5 separate regions of the Mus musculus genome follow, and all the other regions are linked to region 1. The links are chromatin loops, found by intact Hi-C in ENCODE. Cell type or tissue: heart. All regions are shown on one strand.

Region 1 (5,000 bases):
CCAGCCCCAGCCCCAGCCCCAGCCCCAGCCCCAGCCCCAGCCCCAGCCCCAGCCCCAGCCCCAGCCCCAGCCCCAGCCCCAGCCCCAGCCCCCACCCCTGCTCTCATCCAGAGCAGACCACCATTTCTGTTTTAGTAGACTCCAAATGGAACTGGTGAGAGCTCTTTACCCCACAGGGAAATCCTTGGACCAAATTGGGGGAAGGGGAAAAGGCCTTTTTTGTATCCTAAATCTTCACGCACTGGGCTGGATTTGCATATGTTAATATGGAAAACTGTAACTATGTAATGAGAAGCAGTGGGCCGTGTGGGTGAGTGGAATTCCTTGCAGTACTTTTTTTTCAGATGGCTTAATTTACTCTCTTTGTTGTATTTCGACAGATCCAGGTGTTTGGACGGAGCTGGTCTTGGTCCCCACTCCCCTCTCCTCAGATCTCTGAAACCGTGGCTCTCACCAGACTGAGCCTTGTCCAGGAGGTGACCAGGTTCCCCTCTCCCATCACGCGCCTACCTGAAACACCACCAGGAAGATGGCATGGGGGAGGCTACCCCAGACCAGAAAGCCCAGTCCCAGAGATCGGGAGGGGATGTGCCTGAGGGGGTGGGGAGGAGAGGGCAAAATTCCAGAGACAAGAATCCTCTATGGAGACAGCCCGCTGGGCTTTCAGCCTTCCATCTGGGTTCCACTAAAAACACATTTTGCGTGTTTCTGTTGTTCTTAAGTCTGGGTTTATTTCAAGAGGGGGAAATTATGAAGAAACATCTCTCCCCTCATTTTAACAGCAGCCTGTGCTTGGTAGGTTGTCATGTGGCTTGCCCCTCCTGGAGGTGAAAAAGAGGGGGTTGGCACGAATCCCAAGAGGTTCTAGGAGTGAGAGGTTCCAACGCTGCTTGCTGACAGAGTCCCAGGCCAGCGGATCTGACCCATGCTCTTTGCCTACCCACTGATGGCAACATAGATGGCCAGACAGGATCCTTGGTGGGCTGAGAACTAGGGAACGAAGACTGAGGTCAAGGAGAGACAGTGGAGCCGGCCCCACCTGGTGAACATCCACACAGAGAGAGCTGAGTAGCCGCCTTCCCACACCATTGCGAACCTTCTTTGAGCAGCATGTGTAAGTGTCAGGCCAAATGAGGCTGCATTTTGTCATGTAAAAAGCCAGGGGCTGGCAGAGGCCCCTCTTATGGATTCAAGCTCCAATCTAGGCTGAGAAGCCACAACATGACCTGGAGGCCTTGAACTTGAGTTAGTCTGTACCCCAGAGACAAGAAGAGGTCACAGGAGACTGGAAAAGTGGTCAGCAGAGGACTGCAGGATTAGTATTCGAAGCAACAATTACAAAATAGGTTGAGGAGCCTTGCTGCAGAGGGCAGCTTAGGATAAGATGGCTGCTAAAAGGAAAAGCAAGGGGGGTGTCGTAGTTTCTGGGTAAGGAATCTAAAAATAATTCCTTGCCTTTGGCTTGGTGGTATATGCAGTGACGTTAACAGAGTATCAGTATCAGAGCCTGAGAAGCCATTAGCCATCTAGTGCAAAGTCCACATCACTCTCCCAGACCCTTTTCCTGTGTTATGTGTACAGGATTTTGTCTGCATGTATGTTTGTACACCACATACATGCAGTGCCCGTGAAGGCCAGAAGAGGGCGCTGGATCCCCTGGAACCGGAGTTAACAGACAGCTTTGAGCCACTATATGGGTGCTAGCAATCAAAGCTGGGTTCTCTGGAAAAGCAGCCAACACTCTTAGCCGCTGAGTCAACTCTCAAAGCCCTCACTTTATAGTGAGGAAACTGAGGCTCAAAGAAAGGACACTGTTTGCCCAACACACAAAGCAAGTCAGCGGGTAGGCTAGTTCCACATCGGAGCTCCTTTTATTTGGTGCTGGTCCACTTTGTGACAGTGTGTGAACGGCCAGATCCGCATGAAGGGTATTCGAGAATTCCAGTAGATATGCCGCTCATAGACTCATATGTATGCACTACGTGTTCACTGGCCTTCAGATCCTGCCAGCAAAGACACTCAGTTCTCCCCAGTGGTTTGGTCCTCTCGACTGTTGGGCGGGCACACAGGCTGTATACAGGCAGAAAGCAGAGCTCAGTACATCATTGTAGATGGGCCTGTCTTTGTACAGAGTTAGTGCCAGACACAAAGAGAGAACTCAGACCCTAGGTTCTGGCCTTTATTAACCAGAGTAATTTTTGCAGAGCCCTCTCTGCCTCTGAGAAGAGGGGCTCTGCAATGACTCAAGTGGTCCTGCTTAGAAGAGCGTGACTGCCCCCTGGTGGCCACACATCTGATATCTCCAACAGTAGCTCCACCCCCTCCATCCAGTGCCTTGGTCCAGCCATTCATCAAGTAAGTATTGGGGCCCCCTGCTGTGTACCCGGGAGGTAGAGAGTGAAGAAGACCTTTTGCTAAGGGGGTGAACACCCTATGCTCTATAAAGGTCAGCAGGGCACTGTAGAATATTAATATGCAAAGCAACAAGTTGCTACAGTACAGGTTAGCCCAGGCTTAAAAAAAAAAAAGGTATAAGGTTGCATTCCAGCTTCTAGATAAGGTATCTAAAAATAACCCCTTGAATTGGGCATGGTGGAGTCTATCTTATAGTTCCAGCTACCCAGGAGGCTGAGGTGGGAGGAATCAATCAACCACAGAAATATAATAAGACCTCATTTTTAAAAATCCTTAATTGGTATGGGTTGGTGTGCTTTGTGCACAATCAACCAATAATCAACAGTCCTTTGTCTAAGATCTGTGTTTACAAAATACTGTATTTATACCTCCTGGTTTACCCTTCTTGTAGTCCCATATGGTGTCTATAATTGTCCATGCCTTAAAGAGCAATAGACTGGTCAGAAAACCCAAACGACGCCCTCCAGGTTGCAATTGGCAATAGGCTCCTGTCTAACCTGCAGATTCCAGTTGGTCCAGATGGCCTTCTGGGAGGCAGGCACACTAGGCTAGGGTTGTAGGTGGGAGTCAGTCACATCTGCCACAAAATAGTTGGTGAATTGGGGAACTGGACCATAATGCAGCTCTCTCTCATCTTCCAGGGAACAGGGTTCCGTTCTGAAGTTGTACTCGATGCCTGGCGATGCCTGGTGAGCCTGACACAGGCAGATGCCCATTGAGGATGACTGGCTTGGTAGCTATGACACCACAGCCTTGAGTGACAGGCACAGCACGGAGTGCTGAGTTTGTTCCTGGCCACCACCAGGTACGTGAGCAGATGGGAGGTTAGAGTGCAGGGATAGCACTGAAAGACCTGAGCAAAGGAAGAGTTCTGGGGTCTCATCCTCCATATTATCTCCACTGTCAAGCACAAGTTAAAAAGGAATGAAAATCCCAGTGCAGCCTGGCAGTGCATGCCTTTAGGGAGGCAGAGGCAAGTGGATCTCTGAGTTCAAGGCCAGCCCAGTCTGCAGAGTATACTAGGGCTATACAAAGAAACCCTGTCTGGGGAAAGAAGAAGGGGAGAGGGGAGAGAGAGGGAGAGGGAGGGAGGTAGGGAGGGAGAGAGGGGTGGTGACTGGTCAGTCTAGTGCAGTTATTTAGAAACAGGCAAATGAAAAGGGCTCATAGCAGAGTAACAGAGCCTAAATTTGGTAGCATCCTGGAAATCACCCACCATGCCAGGCTCACAGACACGTGGGCCCATTAGGTTTCTTTCTATCTTTCTATCCCAGAACTGGTTTCAATGGAGTCCTGCAGATTCTGTCTCCAGATCACCCCAGGAAAATCCCACTGTTGGGTGCTTAGAAATCCAGCTTTGTTTTCCAGACTGTTTCTCTCTCTCTCTCTCTCTCTCTCTCTCTCTCTCTCTCTCTCTCTCTCTCCCCCCCCCCCTTCCCATCCTCCTGTGGATGACAGGGTAGCCTCAGTGTGCTGGTCACTCATACAACCAGCGTCTCATAGTCAGTCCCCTGCAGGGTCTCTTGGAGTGAAGCTGGGCCCCACAGACACCTTTGAGGGTGGGGCTTGACTGCTAATGGATAGCTGTGTATGGTGGCTTGGTGGGAGGTCATTCAGTTTAGAGGGGGTGCTAAAACTTTACTGTCTTTTTTTTCCCACCCTTCCCAGGGTTTTAGACATAAATATTCTCTAGTAAATTGACAATAGAAATCCCAGGCAGGGGTATTCCAAGGACAGACTTCATGCAAGATGTCCTTTACAGCAAAGGCGTGAGCAAGAAGAAGCAAGGCAGCTAGAGTCACTGACCTGCACGGCGCACTGCTGATGGCCACTTGTCCATACGACCTATTTCATCTTCACTGCAGAGAGCTCTCTGTGAGGTGACAAAGTCAACCCAAGGTCACCACACCAGGAAGCAACAGTGCTCACACAAGAGCCTTCTAATGCCAGCACGGCTTGTCACAAGGGCATCTTTGGGCTTTGCTGACTCTGGACATGACGTGAAGTATCCCATGAAAGAGTGAAATATTCAGGAGGCCAAACATCCTGAAGAGAAGGAGCAGGCATTCTGATGTAGGCAGATTGTGGCCACAGTGGGGCCTGGTTTCTGCCCATCCTAGGACACGCTGGCTGCCTCATGATTCAGCTCTGCCCGTGATCTCTGCATCTGAGTTTTCAAGGACCCCGTAACTCCCCAGCATACCAATGGCTCTCCCTCATCTTTTCCTGTTAAGCAGATTTAAAGAATGAACCAAGACTCTCGGCCGCCATTAATTTCACAGCCTTACAACATTTTGCATCCTTTTTATTTTTCTCGAGTCGTTTTTAAAAGCCCTTCTGATTCCTTTAATTCCCCATTGGTAAAGCAATTTCACTCTCCTCTCTTTTAACCTCCTCTCTCCTAAATACCCCCTCCTCTGAAAAGCTTTAAATAATGCAGCAAATTCTTGTTTCATTCCTTTTCGGTTTCCAGATGGATTTGCTTCTCCGCAGAACATCCCTGGGAATCATTTCTGTCAGACGCTTCCCTGGGTGCCCCCTTGGTCCTCACACCGACCTACCCTCTTCCAGCCACCTCCCACCTC
Region 2 (5,000 bases), 480 kb before region 1:
ATGGCAGTTTTAACCATAATTTTTAAGTTTCTTGTGTGAGGTTAGGATAATACCTACAACCTTGGGAAAGCAAAACCTAAGTTTAAAACAATTTATTATCTTTAAAATCAATATTAGAAGCATTACTATCATATTACGAAGTTTGGATGTCAATTAATACCTATGAATACCTATTAAAGCAAGATTTAATGCTTTAATAAAGAGGCATTGTTTTAGATCTTATCTTAAATTTTACTATTTAGGATAGGAACCACATTAATTATTATCGAAACTAGAAATATCTTTAGAGACCCAGACTCTTGGCCTGCTTTATGCCACGTGTCAGAAGGACTCTAAATTTGAGTTATCAAATTTAACACTAACCATCTGTAGCAATGTAACAATTATTAATCTTAACCAACAACTTATGAGCTGAATGTGAAAATATGCAGAGCACATTTCAATAAAAAAGAACCAAATGAAGCAGTTACATTTAGACCAATCAGAGAATATTAATTTTTGTAGCTACAGTCATAGAATAAAAGGCACTTTACCATTGTCAAACACATTAGTCACAAACCATTTATCAGCTTTTTTACCCCAAAACTAAGAGGCTGTGCACTCGCCCTTATTTCCTAAAATGAACAGTTTTTCCAGCAGGGGCCCTCCTGCCACGTGTCTGATTCCTGGCTGAAACACGTGGCAGCTCTCGGCTTTGCAGATAAAGTTTTTTATACCATCTTTATTATCCAACATAAAACATAGAACATTCATTCATACAGACTGGACACGAACATACATGAATTGAACACGAGAACAGATTGGTGCACCAGACATTAGACGAGACACAAAAGGGAACAGAGTACTCCTGCTATAAGGCCCAGAGAGAAATTTCTCTCTGCTTTTTGGGACATTTTCCTCCCTCATGATGCAGTTTTTATTAACTGCGGCAATCCGCCTGATTATTAATTTCCTTTTAATAAACCCTTTCTTTTCTCACGCCTAATGTAGCTTCAGAGAGCCACGGCCTACCACCTGTTACCCAGCTCCTCTTAAGCTTCACTGCTGAACCTAAGTGAACCAGCGCTCGGGTTTAACGCTGTCTCAGCTTAGCCCATACCTTCTCCGGTATGAATTTCCTTTATCCTTTAATTATTCCATGGAGATCCGAACCAGCAGTGTCTCTTCCAAAAATCCTTTGCTGTTTCTCAGTCCCGAGTTGGTTCGCCAAATGTGTCCGGCCAACAGATCACAACATGGGTTCTAGCCTGGAAAGGCATTTTGGAAACCTGGAAGAGAAGAGGAGCTAGGTGGCGAGATAAAGAAATGTAGCTAAGACAGTCATTCTGATCAAAGCTCTATTTTACTGTTCCACACGCAATTATAAAGCAGGGGAAGGGGGCCCGATTCCCGCCAATTAGTCTTGGGGTCCAATAGCAGGGTGACCACGTGCACGGCTCCGAACAGCAAAGTGGCAGGTTCCAGCAATGGGCATGGCAGAACGATTGAGCGGGAAGCTCCACCCCTGAGCAAGCAGGTTTCAGGCTGAGGGAGGGGAGACTACATGGTGGTCATACCTATGTTTCCAACACTCAGGAAGCTGAGGCAGGAGGATCAAGACTTTAAGACCAGGTTAGATTACAGAGTGACAAACCATCTCAAAGAAAATAAGAATATATATATATATATAAACCACTTACTGAAACAGAAATGAAATAAAATAAATATGCAGATATTTAAGGATCATAGCAGACATTAAGCTGGAAATAAACAAATAGTAACTAGAGAAGCAGGCAAAGGCCTGAGTCTCGCTGGGCTGGGCCAGCAAAGCAAACCTCCTGGAGGAGAAAAACCCAAGCTCTGGACAGATTCCCTGTTGCAGGGCAATGACAATCCAGAAGAGAGAGGGAGAGGGAGAGGGGAAGAGGGGGTAGGAGGGGGGAGAGGGGGGAGGGGGAGCTGTCCTGAAATTTTGTAGACCATACCTGCCTAAAACTCAAAGAGATTTGCCAATCTTTGTCTCCTCAGTGCTGTGATTAAAGGAGTATACCACTAGCACCCTGGCAAGAACTAGTCTTTTGTCTGCTTGACTGGGAGGAAGGAGACAGTTAAAGAGCTAAGGCTATGTATGGCCCAGCCAGGACTGTAACATGATGTGGCTTAAAGAACTCACTGGTGTTGAAAGTGAATGGTTGAGGCTGGAGAGATGGCTTAGCCCTTAAGACCAGCTCTGATCCTCTGTAAGAGCAGGCCATGCTCTCTCTCTCTCTCTCTCTCTCTCTCTCTCTCTCTCTCTCTCTGTGTGTGTGTGTGTGTGTGTGTGTGTGTGTGTGTGTGTGTGTGTGTACACTTTGAAGACTGTGATTTTCCTCCCATTCCCCTTCTCTTTGCTTTGGTTTCTGGATCGTGAAGCCCATGGAGGCTGATGAGTTGAAAGTGGGTTTTGTTTACTAATTTTCCAGAGTCTGGGAGGAACCCATGCACGTATCTACACACACTCGCAAGTCCGACCTCCTGGGTCCATCCTCCAGGTCTAGAAACTATCCGGGACTTAGGACCAAGTTTAAATATTAACTGCAGTCCCCTCCACAGCCCGCCTTCCAGTATTTCCTCACAAATCTTTGTGGGCTCCGCATTTCTTAGAAGTAGAGGATTTTCAGTAAGTGAAGCAGTTGGTGGCAGGGCTTGGAAATTTTGTCCCTCCACATCTCCCAGGAGAGTGAAAACCCCAAGCAGCAGGTTGTGTGGAAGGAGGGGACTGAAAAGACAGAGGGACAGCATGGAGCAGGGGGTGAGGGTGGGGGTAAGAAGCGACCTCTGCGCGCCCAGCTGTTTCTGACCCAAGCTGGACTCCTGCAAGACTGCCCCTGCCTCACAGAGCCCCAGGCTCCACGTCTTTTGAGTTGAGGACCACCCGGAGAGAGCCTACAGCAGGGACAGAATCCCTCTGCAGCAGAACTTCAGAGAAATTAAAAATCCTCCCACTAGAGGGCATAGGTGTGCTTCACAGAACCGAGAGACCTGGGAGGAGCTTCCGGGTCTGAACCAGCCTTCTGAGGTGAGGGGAAGGATTCTTGGTGCAAGGACTCTCCAAGCACCTCCATATGCACACCCCACGCACCCCGGAGGCTGCAGGAGGCCAGATCGAATTTGAGAGAGAATATTTCTCCCTTCTCCCAACATGAGGGCTACATGGAATAGGAACTGAGAACGTTTTGTAGAACTTTGGAATCAGTATCCACTCCCAAGCAAGCAGCAGCCTAGGGAAAGGGTCCACTTTGCTGGGTGGCAAACACTTCAGTCCCTTTGGTTCCAGCAGCCACTGAAAAGTGTGACTCTTCTTTGGTGATTCAGACACGGTGGCAGGGGGTAGGCCCTTCGGCACTCTGAAACTGGACCACAAGCTTGATCTGTGAGTTTCCTTTCCCCTGTGGGTGATCTCACCATAGCAAAGCACCCCTCTCTCTGTTTATTCTTCTACCCCCCCCCTTTTTTTTAAATGTCATTGTTGCTGGAAGTCACACACGTTTAATCCCAGAACTCAGGAGGCAGAGACAGGCAGATCTCTGTGAGTTCAAGGCCCACCTGGTCTACATAGTGAGTTCCAGGACAGTCAGAACTCTGTGAAAGACCCTGTCTCAGAAAACAAAACAAAGCAAGACAGTATATCCTTGTCAGTATGTGTCCATTATACAGGACAATGGACTTGACTGTGATGCCTTCATACATGCACATAGCAGATTTCCATCACCTTCATCTTCATCCAGTACCTGCTTCTGTTCCTTCCACTCCGTTTTCTTTGTCAGCTGAACCCTGGCCCTCCTATGTGACTTTTTAATAATAAAAGTCCAGCTTTCAGTGCTAAGACAAGGGTTTGCTGTCTCTAGCTTTTGTAGTTGTCTTGGGAAGGACAGCTATTTCTAAGGTTCTAGTTGTGGGAAGCAGGTGACGGGATCACACCCTGTGTAGGACTTGAACTTGGATCCTTTTCTAATTCACTCATTGTTGAGCTGCACAGAGTACTACAGAGAGCACTGCAATACTCAGAGAAATCTAGTAACCACTAGCGATCAGCAGGCCTGTGTTCTGTGCCTAGCTTAGAGAGCACTGCCCTACCTCCTTGATTGTCCATCCACACAACAGGCATCTCTGGTATGGTGCTAAGAATCCCTTGTGGTGACCTGGTGCAGAACTCTACCGGTTGCTGTGTGAGTGAACTTCTCTGACACAAGCTATCTAGGAAGCATGTGTTCTTATGTGGTCACACTTCACACACAATTGCCTTCACCATCAAGACAATTTCAATTCTTCCAACTGTGTATACGGTGTGTCTCTCTGACTGGTCTCGGGTCCCTTGGCTGTGAGCTTGCATTGTACATCATTAAGATTCTGTGTGCATGCCTTCTCTTCCCTTGTCTCGTGATTGCTTTCTTTTACCTGAGCTGATGTGGTTTCTTTTCTTCTTCTCCTTCTTTCCTTTCTTTTTTTTTTTTTTTTTTTGAAAATACAGACATGAATGGAAGTTTATTTATTTATGTTTTTTAAAATTTATTTTATGTATATGAACACAATGTAGTTGTTTTCAGAAACAGGAGAAGAGGGCTTGAGACACCATGTGGTTGCTGGGAATGGAACTCAGGACCTCTGGAAGAGCAGTCAGTGCTCTTAACCATTGACCCATCTCTCCAGCCCCAGGTTTGTTCTTCTTTATCTGTCTTTTGTATTTTATTATTGGCACTTACCTATTCTCCTTTATGGGTGGCTCTACCATCTGTCTCCTCCCCGCAAAGATAACTTTTGTTATGGGAATAGATAGCTATTGAGTTGTCCTTAGTTCTTCCCTTACAGAAAGCAGTTGTGAACCTCTGTGTTCCCTTGTGGGCTGGGCGGGGATTTCCTGTGCAGAGGCAACGCTCTGGAAGGATTCATTTCCACCTAAACCTACAGGGCCACACCTTCTAATCCTTTTCATAGCCACCTACTCTTCAGTGATGCAACAATGACTGATGGCAAAATCCTTC
Region 3 (5,000 bases), 54 kb before region 1:
CTCAAGTCTAATAAAAACAGTTAGTTAGGCTGGGCGTGGTGATGCATACCTTTAATCCCAGAGGCAAAGGCAGTTGGGTCTCCGAGTTTGAGGCCAGTCTGGTCTACATAGTGAGTTCTAGGACAGCCAATGCCACATAAAGAGACCCTGTCTCCAAGATTTAATTAATTAACTAACTAACTAAACAAACAAAGCATGGATCTGGTGCTGGCTGGAACCGTGGCTGCCGTTTCTCCCCAGCAGCCTGCACAGCATCTTCCAGCAGTGTTGCTTAGGAAGGGGAATCATTCCTGGTTGGTTTAGGATTGGTTTTCTGCCCTGCAGCTAAGTGCGTTGTGTCTTCAGCAATAGGATCTCACCATGGAGTTATGATAGCTAACCAAGATGAAGGCAGTAGCTTGAGACCTCTGGGGCCTGCCTGACATTCACTCCTAGGGAGTATTCCATGCCCATGTACTGCGATTTTTATTTAACAGCCCATGGATTCTGAGAGTGACATTGTCTGTCCATTCATGGTATTTACGTTTGAACACCTTTTTAAAAATGAAATGTGAAATTAACTTACTAATGGGTTTCCACAAAGTTTTTCCATCTACCCTTAGTTTTAGTTAGCGCCTGTCCTCGCCCTCCCCCCAAGCCCTGTCCCAGGCCAAATCTTAACCTCTAGTGTCCCCCCTCCCCGTCTCTTTTCATATTTCATGTGTTCTACCAGTCCCTCCAATTATCATTTTTAGTTGGCTGTGGCCCTTTCCTTTGGGTAACCCCCTCCTTACCCTTCGATTCCCTCCCTGCCTAAGCCTTCCTGCCCCCCACTGGTCCACTCGTCTACTTTTGTTTTATTTATAATCGCCCCTTTCCCCTAAAGCACCCCAGTGTCTCCTTCCAGTTTCCTGGCTTCCGCTTGTGTTCCAAGTTAAACTCCACAACAGATGACTCGAGACTGGGATCAGCCGATGGGAGAGAATGTGCAGTGTTTGGTTTGTCTTCCCGGGCCTTGGTGACCTCATTCAGTATAATTTTTTCCAGCTCCATCCACTTAACCAGAAAATTTCATGATTTCGCTTTTCAATACATAGTTTTTGAAAAAGAACAAAGTACTGGAAGCATACGGGTGACCCCGGCAGCCGTTACACCAACCGAGAGACACAAAAGGTACCAGCAGTAGGATCTCACCTGTCCAGGGTGACACCTGTGACAGGGTCCTGTGTATCTGACTGGAAAGGATTAGCAGAAACTTTGTGTAGATGTACATTCTCTGTTTCTCCAGTATAGGACTACAATAGTTACGACTTGCCAAACTATATATCCATGCACCTCATAGCATGTAAATTACACTCCAAAATTATACATCAAAAGTTCAAGGAGTAGGCCTTCAGGTGTGGGAGGCCAGGGGCGTGGCAGGTGCACAGACACGGTTTTATCCTTGCCAGTGTCTACTGAAGGAGACAGACTCGGCAATCTTTCCCAGTTCTTACCGTATCTACCATGTCCTGAAAGCCTTTCAGACAATCTTTATCTGAGCTATGGAAAGGGAGGAAAGGGGCTGGTGGCAAAGCAAGCCCTTTGGTGACTGTGGATACAAATCTTCTAGGTACCCTTTCTAGCCCTTGGTGCTTAGTGCAGTGCGGTGGGGGTGGGTAGGGATGGGTAGGGATAAGGAGTTACAGTGGAAGCCAAGAACCTCAGGGTGACGTCTCCTGGAATGTCTGTACTTTGTGGAGGTGTGGGAAAGGTGTCAGTCTGTACTGAGCCAGGTTCTTACCCACTGGTGGCTCTGTGACCTTGTGTAGGACCTTGTGTGGGCCTGTGTTTTCCTCATCACGGGGCTCAATGAATCCTGGTTGTCTATCCCATGGGGTTATTTCAAGGTCCTAAAGAGATGGTGAAGATTTTTTTTTAAGAGAAGGAATAGAAAAAAACTAGTAATGAGCATGCAACTGGCCTCTCATACAGACATTTCGGAGTGAGTTTACACATTCCTGGTTCAAAAAAATGTCTGGCCAAAAGAAATTAAACAAAGAAATGTCAAGTACAGACACTGCATTAGGGGCCAGTGAATACTTTGGTAGCGAGCCAGACTTATCTTGTTGGACACCTTCTAAACTCAGGCGCAGGAGTCTGGCAGCCCTTGCTTCACACAGATGGTAATAGCAGGCTGACCCACAACTGAGCAGGGCCTCACTGCAGAGGTGACTGTGTCTCTCTTGTTCCTTTCTTGACAGCCATGCAGCAGATCCAGCTCAAATGAAGGAGAGAAAGAGCTTTGTCTGTCCTCAGAGCCCAATGCAGACCGTAGCCCAGTGCTGTCAGAGCGGAATGGGCAAAGCATGAGGCTCTGGGCCTGTTTGCGTGGCTATGAAGAGGCAGGATGGCCAGGCGAATGATTTGATCTGACTTGGGTAATGAAAATTGTTTGTTGCTGTTTGAAGAGCAATTGTGTAAGCAACAGTACTTCTGTGTTTGGCTGCCTGTGACTCACCACTGACTGTAACATAACCCCAAACTCAGAGGAGGCACAGGCTGTGGGCGTGGAGGAGGGGAGAGGAGGGATGCAGGGCAGAGGCCCCTTCTCATTCACCCTTTCTTCCCTCCTCACTGTCCCAGTCCCTCTCCAAACCTCTAAGGAACGTTCACGAGAAGGCGTTTGCCACCTGGACACAATGAGGCCTCGTTGGAGGGACAAGCGAGAAGCTGGCTGGGAGCCAGAGGCCCGGTTTGAATGGCTGTTGCCAAGGGGCTGCCAACAGTCCATCTCAACCCCCAAGAGGCTGACCCAGGATGGGGTGGGGGCCACCCCTCCCCACCTTGGAGGCCACAACTCACACCATTTGTGGGCCAGGCCGTGATCAGAATGTGCGGGGACAAGGTGGCTTTGAGTGGCTGAGCAGAGCCTCTCCCCCTCTGCTGGCTCCGGCCTCACTTGGATTAGAGCCTGCTCAGGGAGTCCCTTTGTTGGCTGCTTGTTATTCCACATGCACTGAGCACTGCGCATTCATCTTTATTAGTTCTAATTGCTTCCCCATTCTAATGGGATCTTGATATTCCCATACAATTGAAAGGAAATGTATTCATTAAAATAATTCTTCTAACTGCCGCTTCCAGCTGCTCCTCTAAAGTGACATTGTCTCTCCACGCAGCCTGCTGAAGCCTCTTATTAAGACTCTAGTCAAAAGCCAACTTTGGGCAGCAAACTTTCCTTGCAGGGGTTTCCAGACACTGGAGAGAGGGTGCTTTTTAATCAGGCTCACACAGAAGTTGAGGCCAGCTGGTGTAATTGGGGGCGCTGGTCCTCGTGGATAGAAGGGCTTGCCTCCAGCTCTGCCTCCTGTAACAATGACCCTTTCTGCATAATGGCTCATTTGGAGAGGGCTTCTCCCTGCACCTTCCACCTCTCCCCGCCCACATCGCATACGTGAAGCTTTTGTTTATGCCACAAGCAGTTACCAGGTGTGTTCTAAGCATGAGGCTGAGTAAGGAGCTGGGGAGGCAGGGAGGCGGGGCTGCACTCCCAAGGTGTTTAAGGTCTTGGTGGGTGGCTCCCAGCTAGCTTCTGCAGAGCTTTGAGGCAAAGGCATGGCAGAGAATTTCTGGGTATTCAAAGAGAATACACAAGGATCTGGGTTCAGATCCCCAACACCCCCATGCAAAGAGTAGCACACACTCCAGTGCTGGCCAACCTGGAGCGCCCATCTCCAAAAATAAATAAATAAGTAAATGAATGAATAAATAAATAAGGTAGAGCGTGATAGAGGAAGACTCCTGAAGCTGACCTCTGGCCTCTACACACATGCAAAGGCAAGTGGACCTGCATAGGTGTATGCACACACGCTAAATTAATTTTTTTAAGTTCAAGTTTTACTTTATTTGTATGTTTGTGGGGAAGGGGGACTTCAGTACCCAAAAGGAGCCTTCAGATCACTTGGAGCCGGAGTTACAAACAGTGGTAAGTAGCCCCAGGTAGGCTTGTAGCTGCAAGTTTAACTAAGCCACACTGCTTTGGCTCCCAGAGGGTCACACACACACACACCCAGGAACAATCTGGATTCTGGAATGAAAGACACATGTCAGTTAATTTATGATATGCTGTGACTAGCTCAAAGACTGGTCACTCCTAAACCTCCCCCCTGCTACTCTAGGCCCAATAGCGGAAGTGGCCAGGCTTTCTCTCCTGCAGCTCCTACATCCCACCCTTCTCACCCCAGGCAAGGGGATCCATACTCTGTCTTCCTTTCTCCCAGTTCCTAGCCCTCACAATATAAAAGTTCTGCGCCTCTCTCTCCACCCAGCTGTTGGCTGTTGGCTCTTTATTGATCGATCAAAAACCAGTTGGAGACAAGGGCCTTCAGCATTTGGACACACAGATTCCTGACAAAGTCAAAGCATTAAAACCAATCCCCACCAGGTGCTAAAACTGAACTCTGGAAGAGCAGGAAGTGCTCTTAACCAATTAATTCTCCAGCCCCCTAAATTAATTAATTTTTTTAAAGGAATGAAATGTTAGTAAGGGGAACTATTATTTAAAGTATATTTTATGGCCTGACATGGTAGTGCACACTTGTAATCCCAGCACTCAGGAGGCAGAAGCAGGTGAGTTCCAGGCCAGCCTGGTCTATATAGCACATTCTAGGACAACCAGGGCTACATAACAGAGAGGCCATCTCAAAACAAACAAAAACAAATTCAAAACATTCAGATATATCTGTTTATTTCATAACAGCTAAATCAAGAGATCATAGGTAAAAATATAATAAAGTTCTGAGATGTGAGAAACCAATGATCTATTTGGAGAAAAATTTGGCAGTTATAGAAGAGTGGCCAAGTGAATACATGCAAAGCATGCGTGGTGTAGTGAATACAGGCAAAGATGCATCGTGTAGTAAACACATGCAAAGCATGCGTGGTGTAGTGAATACATGCAAAGCATGCATTGTGTAGTAAACACATGTAAAGCATGTGTGGTGTAGTGAATACATGCAAAGCATGCATCGTGTAGTAAACAC
Region 4 (5,000 bases), 590 kb before region 1:
AGTGGACCTTGCTCAAAAAGAGGTTCTACAGCTCTCTATTCATGATTGGATCATACTGAGAGCAATGTCTTTGTTGGTGGCTCAGCAGGGTATGGGGATGGTAGTGATTTTGCTAAGGGCCTCCTATGACAAGCAGTGAAGGCTCTTCCTTGTGTGTTTGCAGAGCATTGGTCTTGCTTCCCAGAACGCATCACATCTGCTCTCGGTGTCAGCCACACAGTGCTGCCGATAAGGTGCAGCCACAGATAAACTCCTCGTCTACGACCTTGCTGTTTTGCAAACACACCAGTTATTTTCCCATACCAGAGCGTTTGCACCCCTCTTCTGTCTCCCCATGTCTCCTCTCCTTCAGACTGAATTCTACACCAGCACTATTGATGTCTTACACCCAGAGACCACCAGGAACCTACCTGCCAAGAAGCCTGGGTTTATTGCTTGTTGCAATGAAGGGGAACACAGCCCGGGGCACTGTGGATGTCTCAGGAAGGGGGAGTCCAGGAGGCTTAGCAGGGTTGGACTTGTTTTTGTCTAGATCTAGCACAGCTCCTTGTCTGAGCTTGATGTCCTGTGCGGTTGCTTATATTACAACAGGAAAGCACCCAGCTTTCCTGGGAATGTCCTCCTTCCCTCTGAACTGTATAGCAGGAATGGCTTTCTAGGCCCTGAGCCCAGTGCAGAGAACTGAAACTGGGGGAGGCGTGGCAACGGGCGTTGAGTGAAAGCACTTTGAGTGGCCCAATGAGGGTGTATCCAGCTGTTCAGCTTGCAGTCTCACTTCTGGTAGCCATGCCAGCTCTCTCAGGCAGACCAGGTCTGGTTTCCCATTTCCTGGCATGGTCACAAGGTCTCAGCCAGGCTCCTCCCAGTGCTATAAAGGCTGTGAGGGCAGGGTCATGTCCCCCTCCTACCCCCAAACAAAAACACAGAACAAAGCATACAACTTTGGTTTGACTGCAAGCACAACTTGGCAGTGCGTGGACTACATGCGGGGCAGAGGCTCCAGACTGTACTCGTGTTCTGTGGCCACACAGGATGGAAAAGCATGAGGCAGAGATCCATCAACACTGGTCATAAACACCAGCAGACAGTGTGGGCATGCCTGTGGTTCTTTGGCCCCCATGTGGGGCCCGAGCTTGTGCATACCATCTGGGGCCTGGCTCTTCTTAGAAGAGTTTTATTTATCTCTGTTATCCAAGGCCTAGAGTTGCTGACAGGCTTGTAGGATTCAGGAAAGGGCCTAGAATAGGTAACCACTAGCATCAAACATACAGAAGCATCTGGGCTGTCTGCTTCTCATTATCTGATCCTAATCTCTCATCGGCCTGTTCGGGGTTGGAGAGATGGTCCAATGGCAAAAAGCACCAGCTTCCCTTTGGGCGGACCTGGGCTCGGTTCTCAGCATCCTCATTGTAGCTAATAATCCTCTGTAGTTCCAGTTGTGGGAGTCTAATACCCTCTTCTGACCTCCTTGGGCACCAGACATACATATGATGTGCAAGCAGACATGCACACGGAACACCCATACACGTAAAATAAACACATGTAAAATAAAAGGAATAAGCGGTTATAAATCTTACTTTACAGACAAAGACACAGATGTTGTATAACTCGTCCAAAGACACACAGCTCATGAGGTGCCAGATAAGATTCAGACCCGGGCCTGCCTCGGTCTTGGTTCTCACAGTTCTGTGGCCTCGGTGGAGGGGACTGGGCATTTGGGTGAAGGAACCGCATTAAAGAACACTCTAGATCATGAGGACTTGAGAGCAATTGCTCAGAAGGGCCGGTAGGAAGTATTCTGAGCTGGGTTAGAGTACAGAACCTGTCCCCAAAGAACAGGAAGAGAGAGGACTGCTCTGGACCCTGCGTTAAGCGGATTCCTAGGCAGCCTGTGCTGTTTCATAAGTCTCAGACCTGCAGGGTTGGGGTGTGGAAACCTTGACTCCTCCTTGATCTTTTTCTTAGCTGAGAGTGCCGCAGCTTCCTCTATGGCCACCAGGGGGAGGCGATACCCTGTAACTGTCTGCAAAAGCGAGCCACTCCCGGTCCGGTTCAGTCTCTGGCCACTATGATTTTCAGTCCAATTCTGCTCCAAGGAAGGGGATGCCTGGTTTAGAGAGGCTGGCTGATGAGGCCTGGTTTGCATGTCGTGGCCTTCACGTTCAAAGAGTAGTTCTCTCTCTCTCTCTTTCTCTCTCTCTCTCTCCCTCTCTCTCTCTCTCTCCCCCGCCCCCCTCCTCCCCGCACTCGGGTGGGGGAAGGGAAGAGAGAAACATAATACTTGCATTTCCACTGTCTTAGAAGTTTGTTTCACTGAAAGCCGCTGGCCCTTTGATAGTGTTCATGTGTTAAAACTCCCAGAGTTTTGTAAAATATCCTCTTCCATATTTAGTAAAAGACAACATAGGACGTCCCTACTGACATGATTACCACGAGGCTCTTCCTTTTCAGTCAGGTTGGTTCACTGAATTCCTGCTGTGGCTTCCTAACTGTTACAAATATGTAGCAAAAAGAAACAAAACAACCCTAGGGAGCCGGCTCATCAGAGAGGCGCCAGCTGCTCAAGTCAGGTGGTGGAGTTCAGTCCCTGGAACTCCTGAGAAAGGCTAGACATAGTGACACATTTGCAATGCCAGAGCTCCTACTGTGAGATGGGAGGTGGAGATGAAAAGTCTGTGAAATCTCGAGGGCCGAGAGTATGTAGCAGGGCAGAAACCAGAGAGAGCCAGCTCAAGGTTGAAGGTGAGAACTGACTTTCCAGAGTTTTCCTCCAACTTACATGCGCATGAGCACACACACATACACACAGAGTGACACACGTATCTACACAGACACACACAGGGTCACAGAGAGACAAGGACACACATATACACACATGCACATACACGTACCACATGTACACACACATACACACAGACATTTACATAAATGTACACACACAGATATTTACATATATGTATACACACACACAGACATGCGTGCGTGCGCGCGCGCGCGCACACACACACACACACACACACACACACACACACACGTACACCAACAGCAGCAAAAGACAAACTAAAAGATACAGCTGGGATCTGGATCAAAATGGGTATTTGTGTGTACTGGAAGCAGATAAAAGGGTTTGCTGCTCAGAATCTAGAAGCATTAGAAGGCCCAGGCACAGCTCCCAACAAGTGCGCCCGAGGTGCTCTGTGCAAGACAGAGAGCAACAGTGAGGGTTCTCGAAGGCAGCGGTGAGTGACGTTCCTGCCAACTGTAAATGGTGGCTGAGAGGGAAATCTCTGGTCATGTTGAGCCAAGAAGATAAGGTATGTGAGAATGAAGACCCATTGCTGCTGGGAGCTGAGCCAAGCCATCCCTTCAACTGCCTGAACCTGGGATGTCCTCATGTTCCCCTGGAGGCCCAAAATGCTGTGAGAAGACCTGGTCTCTACCAGGCCCAGGATCTCAGTTCGAGAGAGTTGGAGACAGAGTGAAAAAACCAACAACAGAATCCCTCGAGGGGACAGGAGCACAGAGCAGTGGCCTGAGGGTAAAAGTGTCATGACGAAGCCCAGTATTTTGTAACTTAAAAGTTTAACTGGAAAGACGAAGAAGAAAAAACCAAAAACAAAACCCAAAACCAACTGGTTGACGATTGTCTCAGCTCTGTACGGAGGCCAGCATGGCCACAGAGACATGCTTGCCCCGGAGAAATCTCAGGTGCAGACTGGGACTTTATGGTGACTGAAATGTAGCTTACCACATGACCCGAAGCTCCCTTGAATGCTGGGACTTGGTGTTGAGGTGAATACTGGAAGGCACTCAGCTAAAAAACTTTATATTCGTGAACACAACATCAAAACTGGTAGCCAGGTACTTTAAACATTAATATTTTGAGGAATGAGGACTTCTGTCAAGTCAAGTGAGAGGATCCGTTATTTTTTTTTTAACTTCTTATTGATTGTTTGTGGATTTCACATCATGTACCCCAATCCCTCTCACCTCTCCCTCCCCTCATACCCACCCTCTGCAAACTCCCCCACAAAAGAAAAAAACAAAACAAAATAAATAACGACAACAATAACAGAGATCTCATTGTGAAAGTTGCAGTGTGTCACTTGTGCCCTATACCGTACTCCTCTGTCCACACATCTTCATTTGCCAATGTTCCCTGCAGCAGTGAATTGTTGGTCTGGCTCCAGGCCTCTGGTTTCTGCTACACTATCAGTACTTGATCTTCACGGGACTCCTCTCAGACATCCTGTGGTTGCCCGTGTTTTGAGATCCTGCAGCTTTGGATTTGTAGCCTTGGCCTCTTCACGAGCTCCAGCAGTTGAGGTGGGCCAACTCAAAGTCCTGGATCTGGGCCTGGGCAGTAGCCGAGGTCGTCAGCTCTCCAGCTCTCCTGTACCTGCACTACCAGGTTGAGTTCCCCAGTGCTTCTCTGGCTAGCTCACTCTATGCTGCAGTTGGCAAGAGGCAGTGCTAGCCCTCCTGCTAGCATGCCCTTCACGCTCATTCACTCACTCCCCTCTCACCAAGGCCAACTCTACTGTCCTGCCCAGGCACTGGGGCCTTCTGACCCAAGTGCCGAAACTGGTGAGGGTAGGGATAGCTTTCCTGCTTTCATGACCTTGGGGCTAGCTCTCCTGCCTGCCCCACCGGAGTGAGGTGTGTGTGTGTGTGTGGTCATCCTTCCTGTGATCACAACACCTCATAATATCATAATACACTTATCTTGTGGGATCACATTTACTGTGTGACATTGCTTGAGGAGACATGAACAAACATCTCTCCACCTCAGATAAGGCAAATTGGAAAGAAAGAAGTCCATGAAATGTACCCAGTGAATCAGTGACTTTAATTACTACACACCTGGGCATAGGTGAGGAGTTACTCAAAGGAGCCTCAGTGACACAAAGGCAGCCATGTCACCGAAAGCCCACTCCTGCCCACCGTGTCCCACCAGTCTCCTTAGCTGCTTTTGTAACTTTGGGGAAGGGTCTTGGATG
Region 5 (5,000 bases), 150 kb before region 1:
CAGGTGTGCTCTGTGCTCTGCCTCAGTGGATCTGGTTGTGGCAATACTATCTGTGATGCTGCCCCATGGGCTGGGAAGACTCAATGAGGCCAGACCTCTCTAGCCTGGCCTCCAGCCTTTGCAAACTGTAAAGCTGGATCAGGCCCTACCCAGAATGGTGGGAGAGATGATAGCCATCTGCTCAGAGGGTCCATGGTTCAAAGCCAGGAGGTGCTGTCCACATATCCAGCAGCACACAGGGGAGGGCCCCAGATTCCTCCTGCCTTGACCTCAGGAGGTGGGAGCTATCCAGACAATTTTCACAGATCCATAAAACTGACTTAGTGGGAGGTCAACTGTGGGAGTGGCTCCAAGGAACCAGGTGGGAGCCCAGAGGGCACCAATGAGGTTTCTTTTATTGCCATTATATATTAATTATCGTGTGACAGCCATTGCTTACTAACTGCTATGTGGGCTTGCGTGTGTGATCATGATGGCACCTGAGGGGTTGCCTCAACCCTTCTCTTTTTGAAATTATTATCATTATTAATTTTAGCCTCTGTGTTCTCAGTAGTCATCCCATAACACAGTGTTATTGCTACAGCTTCTTAAAGCGCCTACTGGCTACAAGTGTAACACCAGGGTGTAATTACAAACATATTATATTTATATTTGGCTAATTCTGCCTTCTTCCAGACTGTAAGCTCCTGAAAAGGCAGTTGGCTGCGTGCTAGTTTCTTGCTTCAAGTTATAAGTACCGGAACAAGTCTGGTGACTGCAGTTATGGATGAACCATCGAACCCCAGTCAGGAAGGAGGCACCAAAAGGTGAGACAGGACTACTCTGTCCTGTCCCTGGGGGCTGGGAAAGGGGACAGTGGGAGAAAGAGGCTTTCGGAGTTGGTGTGGAGCTGAGCTGGGAGGCCACAGCGTTGACAGAGAGATACCATCCTTGGTGAAGCAGGTGCAGGTCTGGGACAGAGCAGCTGGACAAGGCCTCTGGCCCCACCCAGAGGGGAGCTGCACCTCTGGCCCCAGGAAATCCAAGGGAGTCTGAGGATCCAGCTCTATCTTGCATCATAAGACCCTCAAAGTCCAGAAGAGCCACCAGCTCTCTCTCTCTCTCTCTCTCTCTCTCTCTCTCTCTCTCTCTCTCTCTCTCACACACACACACACACACACACACACACACACTCAAAAGGGCATTCTGCAAAGACGTCAGTGTTTAGGCCATTTGGGGAACAAGGTGGAGGCAGGGTCTGATTCCTGAAGGTGTAGGATGGATTTCCCCAGCTTGGGTCCTTTCTGATTTTAATCTCTACCTCAGTTTCCATTCCCTTATATCTACAGTGGGATGGAAACCCTCCCTTGGGTGTTGGTCCCACCGCTCTGGGTCTGCTCTCACCCCCAGCATGGGGTGGGGTGGGACTTACTGCCTGGGTCTCAGCTTCCACATCTGTCATACAAGAAGGGTGACTCCCATCTTCTTGAAGGCCCCTTCCAGCTCCAACTTGCTTGGTTCTATTCTGAGAAGAGAGCCCCACCTCTGGGGAGGGGGAGCATGAACATTCTTTCAGCTGCGATTCAACCCGGGCACATGTTTGCCCAGCCCCATCCTTCACATTTAGCCTGTAGCTGTTGCCACGATGGGCACGCCCTTGGCACCGCACTCTCTTCCCTCCCCCACGAGCCAGAGCCACAGGTGGGTGGCTCGCTTCTTGTGATGCCTAGGGGGATTGGAAGGACAAAACAAGGGGATGGGAAAGAAGAGGGAAGGGGCTGGGTTTGTAGAACTGGAGGTGTCCCTGAGTACTTGAGTTGAATTCCAGCTCTGTCCACGCAAGTGAGTGTTCTAGGACAAAAGTTTTATTAACCTTTTGGGACTCTGTTCCCTCTTTTATGAACTAAGAATAATAAAGATTTTAAAAGCATTCGATTACTGTGAGGATTAATTGAAAGAATACTTGTCAAGTGCCTGGTTTATGTATAGCTCTGTTCTCTGCAAGACAGGCACCACACCCCCTTTTTCTGTTCCGTGAAAGCCCTGTGGGGGCGCTTTGACGACTTTCTGAGAGGCGCTAGAGGCAGCCCGGCCAGCTCACCCTAGTGACAGTCTGAGTCCTGGGCCTGGAAGCCTCAGCCTGGAAGCCCGGCTTGGCCGCTGGCCCTCCTGCCCCACCCCCACCCGCCCTGGGAGCGCACCAGCGCCTTTGATCTGCAGCCTTCAGTGGGATTAGGAGTCCGCGAGCCGGGCTCCCTGGGTCCCCGCTCCCCGTCGCCTTCTCTCGGGCCCTCGGGCTGGCTCCGCCGCCGGTGGTCCCCGCCCCTCCTCCGGGCAGGCCACTGGGATTCCCCCGCGACAAGCTGCACAGGGAGGGAGCGGAGGCCCGAGCGGGAAGCGTCCTCCTGGACATTTTTGGCCGGGGACTCTGTGTAAAGTGTTTAAAAAGAAAAACTCTCCGGAGGAGGATGTAACCTTTTCTTAACATCTGGGGCTCAATTAGCTAATGACAGCAAAGCCTTCTCCGGTGTCGCTGACCCCTGGGCAGCAGCCCGGCTCCCCCACCCCCGGTATTTATACAGCTGCGGCCCCTCGCTGGGACGGGGAGCAGGGGGCTTGGCTGGGTTATCTCGGCGGAGATCCGCCGCCCACCCCCCCAAAAACCGAGAAAGGCTTAGCACGCAGTCCCACCGCCAGGCCCCTCAGCTCTCCTGGGCGTCTCTCCCTCGCCCTTCCCCTCCCGATCCTTCACGGCCCCCGCCTCCCTGCGCTCTCCCTCGGCTACGCTCCCCTCCCCCGCACCCTTCCTTTCTGCTGCGGCCCTCTCTCCCTGCTTCTCTGCTCTCTTTTCCCGGTTCGCGGGTCTGAGTTTCGACCTGAGTTCGCTACCCCTCCACACTCTTCCCCTTGGCTTCTCTCTCCTCCTCCCCTGCCTCTGCCTGCCTGCCTGTCTCTTTTCTCCCTGCTATCTGTCTCTCCTTTCTCCCTAGAGGCCTCCCTTTGCTCTCTGGCCCTCTGAATGGTTCCCTTGTCCGCCTCTCCCCCCGGGTTCCATGTCCATTTTAGCGCTTCCTCCCCACCTTTGTCTCCCAGCCTTACCCTCTGAATGCCTGTCTGTCTTCCGTGGAGGTGCCCTGTCTGCCAGACATCTACTCACACTAGGGCACAACCCTAGTGCTGGGCCACCTGTGGGCCAAGCATCCTGCCCAAAGCCCCTAGCTGGACACTTTGGGAGCTGACTAGGGTCTCAAGTGTGCAATGTTTAGGAGAGTGACATTTGTCCCCGTTCCGGGTTTTAAGGGCTTGTGTTGAGGCTCTCCTGGTTACAGCCAGAGGGGATCTGAGGGCTTATGAAGACACTCATTGGCTCCAGCTGCTGGAATCTCACTTTCCCTGCTTGGGCCCCCAGGCTCCTTCTCCCCCACCACAACCTGCCTATTTTGAACCCAGGGACAGTTTAAACACTCCCCATTCCGTTTCCTTCAGCACAGTAACGCAGGCCATACACTTTTTGGTTCTTTTTTTACTTTTTAATCACCAGTACCAAGGAGAAAGCGATAAAGCACAGGAGAAAACACAGAAAGGGCAACGCGCGCAAAATAGGCATGCCCGACGGCAGCTCAGAGGCCGGAAGGAAAGCACAGAACGTAGGATGCCAAGGAGTGGATTTTGTCACTAACGCCATTGTTTCTAGAAGTCTGTAATCTTGGAGCATTACTTTACAGGCCTCAGTTCCCTCTATAAAATGGGTCTGATTGTAATTAAGCAACAACAAACCACATTGCTTGTAAAACAGCAGACATTGGGAACCGGTCTTTCATTTGAGTTTTGTTTCCTGAGAAAATCTGGGAGTTTAGGATTCCCCCACCCCTTCCCCAGAATACAATTATATTCCAAAATTCTTCATCTCAGTCGTTAAAGCATATTACATTCTCTCATCCCCCTTCTATCAAAGGGCGAGGGCTTCAAGTTCTTTTAACAGAAAACGACAGACACAGGCAACGTTTGTTAAGCGGTGGGAACTGTCCCAGAGTTCTCCAAGCCCTTTGGATGAGGATACGAAGGCCCCGCGGTGTGCTTTGAGGGTGCTTAGTGGATCTTCAGGAAAGCCAGCCAGGCAAACAAACAAGACAATACTGTTGCCCAGATTCACACGTGGGAAAACAGAGAGATGGCGTTGTCTAAGGACCACCGACGTCTCCGAAGAAATAGCACCACTGAACTGGATCTGTTCTCTGGCTGTTTGTGCTGATGGGGCAGAAGAGAAGGGTTTCTTGGAAACCTTTGGAAGCTAGCTAGATTCAAGTTAGTGAGGGGCCCAATTGTCACCCCCCTCTTGACCCTGAGCTGGCTTGGATTGGTTCAGGAAGCAGCGGGTCCGCCGAGACATCGACTGCTGCCCCAGTGCCCTCCGGATGGAGAGTGCCGAGACGACTTAATTTGCAGGAAGACGCTCACACTAGCTCATCTCGGGCCAGCCAGGACGCAATGGGGGGTCGGATTTGGCTCCTCCCAAGACCCCTCCCCAAAATCCTGTCTGGGCGCACGCTAGAGGTAGTGGCGGAAGAAACCAGAGCTCTGGCGCCAGCGCCGAGAGGGGATGGGGAGGGCAAGCCTCTGGGAGCTTGGCTGCCTCTTGCCAAGGTCAATCAAGCCGTCCCATATTCAGGAGCGCTGCGAGCACCGGGCAGCGGGCCCAGCCAGGGAGGGTGCACCGTACCCGGGCGAGCGCTTCCCGCGCCTCCCGGCAGGTGCTCGAACCTTAAGCGGGCAAGGAGCCGGTGCCCAGGCAGAGGCCAGAGCCCGGCAGCAGGCGCGGGCGTGGGAGCCGCCAGGGCGGAAAGAGTCCCACCTAGGGATGTTTTATGCTAATATGCACCTGGCTGGGCTGCGAGTAGAAGGACCCTGACCAGAAGGAAGAAGTTCCGGAGAGCCGGAAACTTCCGGAAGCTCTTGATTCCACGATAAAAGGCAATTCTACGGCTCGTTTGCTGGGTGGCCTTGGGGAAGTTACTTGGGGG

Evidence for each region. A loop is a pair of places that touch in the nucleus more often than their neighbours do. Peaks named below come from ENCODE experiments on the same cell type or tissue, not always from the same donor. Only the 100,000 strongest peaks of a DNase experiment are listed, where the experiment ranks them.
Region 2: it touches region 1 in a loop (8-fold over the local background); 3 of 42 quality-filtered maps call a loop at or near these places.
Region 3: a loop joins it to region 1, with 2.0 times the contacts of the local background. A loop is called at or near these places in 9 of 42 quality-filtered maps.
Region 4: a loop joins it to region 1, with 2.8 times the contacts of the local background. A loop is called at or near these places in 4 of 42 quality-filtered maps.
Region 5: it touches region 1 in a loop (2.4-fold over the local background); 4 of 42 quality-filtered maps call a loop at or near these places.

The regions. Positions count from the first base shown.
Region 1 is chr16:21,390,653-21,395,652 of GRCm38, forward strand. Gm36224 (a long non-coding RNA gene) reads left to right here and starts at 898. Exons shown (of 3, transcript XR_001782019.2): 1 at 898-1,114; 2 at 2,205-2,355; 3 at 3,057-3,214. It overlaps Gm36150 (a long non-coding RNA gene), which reads right to left. Exons shown (of 3, transcript XR_384725.2): 2 at 4,222-4,461; 3 at 1,850-2,070. In heart, CTCF peaks have their summits at 1,620 (motif pointing right) and 2,278 (motif pointing left); a DNase peak (open chromatin) is centred at 2,289; H3K27ac peaks cover 2,836 bases.
Region 2 is chr16:20,906,142-20,911,141 of GRCm38, forward strand. No RefSeq gene overlaps it. Among named protein-coding and RNA genes, the nearest start is that of Gm6551, 20 kb to the right of the region's middle. In heart, CTCF peaks have their summits at 2,919 (motif pointing right) and 3,127; no DNase peak of the experiment used is centred here.
Region 3 is chr16:21,337,073-21,342,072 of GRCm38, forward strand. No RefSeq gene overlaps it. Among named protein-coding and RNA genes, the nearest start is that of Gm16863, 43 kb to the left of the region's middle. In heart, no CTCF peak of the experiment used is centred here; DNase peaks (open chromatin) are centred at 2,179, 2,589 and 2,679; H3K27ac peaks cover 1,872 bases.
Region 4 is chr16:20,802,707-20,807,706 of GRCm38, forward strand. No RefSeq gene overlaps it. Among named protein-coding and RNA genes, the nearest start is that of Gm22741, 60 kb to the left of the region's middle. In heart, a CTCF peak has its summit at 2,001 (motif pointing right); a DNase peak (open chromatin) is centred at 1,995; H3K4me3 peaks cover 959 bases; H3K27ac peaks cover 1,460 bases.
Region 5 is chr16:21,244,007-21,249,006 of GRCm38, forward strand. It overlaps Gm16863 (predicted gene, 16863), which reads right to left. Exons shown (of 5, transcript NR_046162.1): 5 at 3,493-5,000. Among named protein-coding and RNA genes, the nearest start is that of Mir7680, 9.6 kb to the right of the region's middle. In heart, CTCF peaks have their summits at 2,021 and 4,743; DNase peaks (open chromatin) are centred at 2,135, 2,745 and 4,625; H3K4me3 peaks cover 2,791 bases; H3K27ac peaks cover 3,988 bases; H3K27me3 peaks cover 349 bases.